Regions from separate parts of the Homo sapiens genome. Here region 1 is linked to region 2. Evidence: chromatin contacts called from ENCODE Hi-C or POLR2A ChIA-PET data. All regions are on one chromosome and are shown on one strand. Each heading gives the region's core, a stretch centred on a gene start or an enhancer-like site at or near the end of the contact. The rest is flanking DNA. Distances are from core to core; before and after follow the strand shown. Region 1 has its middle 17 kb from the start of CORO1A. Region 2 holds the start of YPEL3-DT (YPEL3 divergent transcript).

Region 1 (2,700 bases), core at 24-2,523, 70 kb before region 2:
ATTACAGGCGTGAGCCACTGCTCCTGGCCTGAACTAGGTATTGAATAGGAGTCTGCCAAGCAAAGAAGAGAGGCAGGAGGGAGAAGAGCCATTCAGATGAAGGCAGGAAAAGATCATGACGTTTTAGGGAATGGAGAGCTGTCCCCCAAGGCTGGGGCCTCAGATGCTTGGGGTGAGAGGAAAGGTCAGAATGCTGGGAAGGTCCATAGGGGCAGAGCATGGGGGACCTCAAACAGAGCCTTCTCAAGGAGTTTTCTCCAGTGAGTAGCACGGAGCCCCCACAAGTCTCCAGGTAAAGAAGTAACAGTTTCATTGGCAAGAGGTTGCTCTGGTAGCCTGGCACCTCCTCATGTGGCCCTGATCTTCCATCTACCTGCAGGGTCAGCACTGACTCACATTCTGAAAGCACTCCTGCCCGGGCACAGTGGCTCATGCCTGAAATCCCAGCACTTCTGGAGGCCAAGGCAGGAGGATCATTTGAGGCCAGGAGATTGAGACAAGCCTGAACAACATAGTGAGACTCCATTTCTACAAAATATAAAATATGGGCTGGACACGGTGGCTAATGCCTGTAATCCCAGCACTTTGGGAGGCCAAGGCGGGCGGATCACCCGAGGTCAGGAGTTCGATATCAGCCTGACCAACATGGTGAAACTCTGTCTCTACTAAATACAAAAAATTAGCCAGGCGTGGTGGCGCATGCCTGTAATCCCAGCTACTTGGGAGGCTGAGGCAGGAGAATTGCTTGAACCCGGGAGGCGGAGGTTGCAATGAGCTGAGATTGTACCATTGCACTCCAGCCTGGGCAGCAAGAGCGAAACTCTGTCTCAAATAAATAAATAAATAAATAAAATAAAATATTAGCCACGTGTGATGGCATGTGCCTGTAGTCCTAACTACTCGGGAGGCTGAAGCAGGAGGATCCCTTGAGCCCAGGAGTTGGAGGCTTCAGTGAACTATGATTGCGCCACTGCATTCCAGCCTGGATGACAGAAGGAGACCCTGTCTCTAAAAAAATGTTTTTAAAGTAATGGTTCTCATTGGGCCCAAGGCCGATCCCTCTTGGGACACATTCCTCCCATTTCTTCAGTGATCTCACCTCATCGTTTCACCCTTTTCTCCTCTACTGGCAGGCCTCTCTCTGCAGACCCTCTCTTTTCAGGATATAAAACACACCCAGGTTCCTGTGTGCAGGGGGAACCTCTCTCAACTTGGCAACCTCAAACCACTTCCCTATTTCACTCCTATTGTTCACATGTGAGTTTCTTGAGAGAGTGGTGGACACTCACTGTCTCCACTTCCTCATTTCCTACTTTTCCACCTACTTGAGTCTGTCTTCTGCCCTCGCCATTCCACATATATTTGCCCTCACCAGCCAGGCCCGGTGGCTCACGCCTGTTATCCCAACACTTTGGGAGGCTGAGGCAGGCAGATCACCTGAGGTCAGGAGTTCAAGACCACCCTGGCCAACATGGTGAAACCCCATCTCTACTAAAAACACAAAAATTAGCTGGGTGTGGTGGCGCACACCTGTAATCCCAGCTACTGGGGAGGCTGAGGCAGGAGAATCGCTTGAACCCGGGAGACAGAGGTTGCAGTGAGCCGAGATTGAGCCATTGCACTCCAGCCTGGGTGACAGAGCGAAACTCCATTAAAAAAAAAAAAAAAAAAGATTTGCCCTCAGCAGGGCCACCAGTAACTTCCTGGTCATCAAATCAGGCAAACACGTTTTGGTGTCCATCCAATGCTACTGACTATGCCTCCTCCTTGAACATGTTCCTTTCGAATATGCGACGACGCACCCTCCCCTTGTTCTCATCTTTCTCTATGGCTTTCTCTGTCAATCCCCTGTGGGGTGTCTCTTCCTCTGCTTTACTCATTACACCCAGAGTCCTCCCAGGACTCCACCTCTTAGTTACTTATTTAGATTCAGGGTCTTGTTCTGTCACCCAGGCTGGAGTGCAGGGGTGCAATTACAGCTCACTGCAGCCTCAAAGTCCTGGGCTCAGGCGATCCTCCTGCCTCAGCCTCCCAAAGTGCTGGGACTAAAGGCGTGCAACACCATGCCTGGCTAATACTTCTGGTTTTTGGAGAGGCGGGGGGGGTCCCATAATGTTGCCCAGGCTGGTCTTAAACTCCTGGCCCTAAGCAACCCACCCATCTCAGCCTCCCAAAGTGCTGGGATTACAGACGTGAGTCCCGCACCTCCATCTCTTCTTATTGCACTCAAACTCCCCACACTATCTTATCCACATAGGCAGCTTCAATTGCAAACTCTGATGACTCTCAGCCTGTCTCTGAGGTACAAACCTGTCTCTGTGTTTCCTGGTTCTGACCTGCATGTCCCATTAGAACCCCAGGGAGGGCCTCCTGGAGTGAGGAGTCTTGACCTTGAATCTCCCCTTTTCTCTTCATCACTACCGACACTACCTGAGTTGAGTTGCTTCTACCATTGCAGGAACCCCCTAAGTAATCTGCAGGCCATCTCACCTTCTTCTGATCCATCTTTTATTTATTTATTTACTTACTTACTTACTTACTTACTCACTTACTTATTTGAAACAGAGTCTTGTTCCATCACTCAGGCTGGAGTGCAGTGGCACAATCTCAGCTCACTGCAACCTCCACCTCTTGGGTTCAAGCGATTCTCGTGCCTCAGCCTCCTGAGTAGCTGGGGTTACAGGCACACGCCACCACAGC
Region 2 (2,700 bases), core at 71-2,570:
GTATTTCCCATTCTGGAGGTTGGTGCCCATTTCCTAGGGGCTTAACCTCTCCCTTTTCCCATTGGAGGTTTCTTGCACTCATATGAATAATCGCTTCGTACTTTTTGGCCGCTTCCCTCGTGGGAATTTCAGGCCCCTCTTAGCATTAGCGGGTCGGTATAATCCCCGACTGGAAAACCGCCCTAAGCCTTATGAGGTGACCATGGAACCAAGTCTGGACTCCACACTCGATTCGTGTCCACTGACATGTCTCAGCCATGCACTTTCAACCTCCAAGTGACCCCAACCACCAAGGAAATACTTTGTCGCCCCAGTAGCAACTTTTCTTACCTTGGTCTGTGCACAGAGTTACCCACTTGCCTGGGAATTTTAAGGCTCCTTCCTGCCCACGTTGCTGAAAGTCCGGATTTATTCCTCACTTTGGGTGGACCCGATCCTCCGCTCCTTGGGCCACTGCAACAAGGCAGTGGGACGTGTCTCACGAGGAAAAGTAATCGCTACCCCTCCCAAAGGAGAATGGGATCCCAGAAGACCCTCAAATTTGTTGAAAACAAGTGCTCAGTGTAGTCAAGAAAAACCAGCACTGAGACAGAAGACTTCCCAGCAAGGCATCTTTACTTCTGCAGAAGGGTGCTGCTTGCGCTGGTTGCAATCCCAAGAGCACCCGCCAACAAAGGAGGGAAGTGGTTTTTAACCCTAACGCAGTTCCTGTTTCTGTGTCCTTTCCCCATTGGCTGGGGGGTTGGACCGCACAATCTGAGCTGATCCCGATTGGCTAAGGTTTAAACTTTCCCAAATAGGGTAGACGTGCGACAAAGAAGAAAAAGCGGGAGTAGAATCTGTTTACAGCTTATGACCAGGAAATTGAGTCTTTGAAGAGGAACTTAGCTGTCCCAACAGAGGCATCCGAGAGGCCTGGAGGAGGTGATGCTGGACAGTAGGAATTGCCTGGTCCGACGCCCTGGCTGCCAGGGGCGCGCATCTTTGGGTCTTCCCTGCTAGAAGGTGAACTGAGTGTGTCCCTGGCGCTCTGGCAAAAGCCATGGAATGGGCCCACAGTGAGAATTCCAGCTTCGCCTCTTACTAGCTGGATAACCTAGGGAGCCGCGAGACCTCCCTGGGCCTCAGCCCCCGGTACAGTGGAGCCAACGGGAGAAACGGCCTCACGGGATTGATGCGGGGATTGAGCGGGGCACGGGCGGCGGACAAACGCGGGTCATTATACTCATCTCCCCCAGAGCATGCGTCCCAGCGCCACCCGCTTCCTCGCTCCGCGCCCGGCCTAGACCTTCCGACCCCGCCCCTGCGCGGGCCACAAGCAGGAATGCGAGCAGGCCTGGGGCGCGCGGGCCGCAGCCGCATTTCCGGGCCGGCGGGAGCGGGCGGCGGGGGAGGGGCGGTCGGGGCCTGCGCCGGCCGCCGTGTGACGCGCCCCCTCATTTGCATGCGGAGCGCCCATTGGCCACGGCGGCCGCCGGGACAGGAGGCGGGTCCCCTCCCCCTCCCGCCGCAGCGGCGGCAGCAGCTGGGCTCGGTGTAAACAAGTCCAGGCGCCTGCGAACCCGGGCCCGGGGGGGACGGCGCCCGCCAGGAGCGCCCCCCACTCCCAGGCCAGCCCACCCCGGCGGACCGGGCCCCGCGCGCCCAGGCGAGGTGAGGCCCGCGCCGTCAGGGCTGCGTGTCGCCCCGCGCCCCTGCCCAGCCCGCGAGGACTGCCCCCTCCCCCGGCGCCCGCCCCCACCCCCGCGCCCCAGGTGAGCCCCGGAGTCCAGGTAAGGCTCCGCGTTGCAGGTAAGAGCCCCTGAGCGTAGAGGAGGCCTTGGCGCCCGCAGGTGAGAGCCCCTCCCCTCCTAGGTGACCCTCAACCTTCACGGCGAGGCCTCCTACCTCCTCCAGGTGGGGGACCCTCTCCCCGATGAACCCCCTAAACCACCAGTGAACCCCACTGCTCTCCAGATGAGGTCGCAAGGACCAACCAGTGCCTACCCGCCCATGCTCCCCCGAAACTGGGAACTGACAGCCCAGCCCCTCCAAAGCCCCTTCCTCCAGCTTCAGCTGCCAGGTCAGCAAGGGTGAGGCCGGAAGCAGGCGGGTGACTCACCCTGGGCACCTCCGAGCCTCAGTTTCCCCATGGATGCAACCTGAGGCCTCCTCACTGAGTCAAAACCGAGACGCCTCTGGTCCCCGGAGAGGCTGCTGGCTCTGGGGAAAGGAGAGAGCAGCCCAGTGTGACAGAGCGAGTCCCCACGGCTCTGGGAGTGCCTCGCATGTGTGTGGCCCAGGTCCTGACAGCCCACCTACTCCCTCCCCGGCAGGCACTGGGCTCCCTCTGCTCCCCGTGGGCCGCTCCCCGCGTGGGGCCACTGCCCCCGGCCCCCGCCATGGTGCGGATTTCAAAGCCCAAGACGTTTCAGGCCTACTTGGATGATTGTCACCGGAGGTATAGCTGTGCCCACTGCCGCGCTCACCTGGCCAACCACGACGACCTCATCTCCAAGGTAACCAACCAGGCCACAGTGGGGCTGGAACCTATAGGGGCTGCCTGGCAGCTCCCCACCGGCAGCCCTGACCCCCTCCTCTCTTCCCACCCTCTCACCCTTTAGTCCTTCCAGGGCAGTCAGGGGCGTGCCTACCTCTTCAACTCAGTGTGAGTATCTGGCCTCCCTTCTTGCTTTCCCTGACCTCTGTTGTGACCTGTGA

Evidence for each region. Hi-C counts contacts between places; a loop is a spot of excess contacts on that map. ChIA-PET counts read pairs that join two places held with the same protein, here RNA polymerase II (POLR2A). Pooled maps may share reads with other maps.
Region 1: a pooled map shows a loop between it and region 2 (6-fold over the local background). The contact joins the enhancer-like site here to the promoter of YPEL3-DT in region 2. A Hi-C loop is called at or near these places in 2 of 168 maps with a recorded cell type or tissue (B cell and IMR-90) and 5 of 50 pooled maps. POLR2A ChIA-PET finds 5 or more read pairs at or near these places in 11 of 52 experiments (CD4-positive, alpha-beta T cell, K562, OCI-LY7 and 7 more).

The regions. Positions count from the first base shown.
Region 1 is chr16:30,164,949-30,167,648 of GRCh38, reverse strand. No RefSeq gene overlaps it. Among named protein-coding and RNA genes, the nearest start is that of CORO1A, 17 kb to the left of the region's middle. RefSeq lists an enhancer at 1,304-1,563. Within about 2 kb of position 1,273, at least 6 of the 41 ENCODE cell types and tissues checked have a DNase peak (open chromatin) inside an H3K27ac peak, as active enhancers do; they include B cell, where a contact is called at or near this core.
Region 2 is chr16:30,095,050-30,097,749 of GRCh38, reverse strand. It overlaps YPEL3-DT (YPEL3 divergent transcript), which reads right to left and starts at 1,320. Exons shown (of 2, transcript NR_135192.1): 1 at 331-1,320. YPEL3 (yippee like 3) reads left to right here and starts at 1,537. Exons shown (of 4, transcript NM_031477.5): 1 at 1,537-2,498; 2 at 2,604-2,647. The coding sequence starts at 2,268. RefSeq lists silencers at 1,091-1,140, 1,161-1,230, 1,291-1,640 and an enhancer at 1,111-1,717.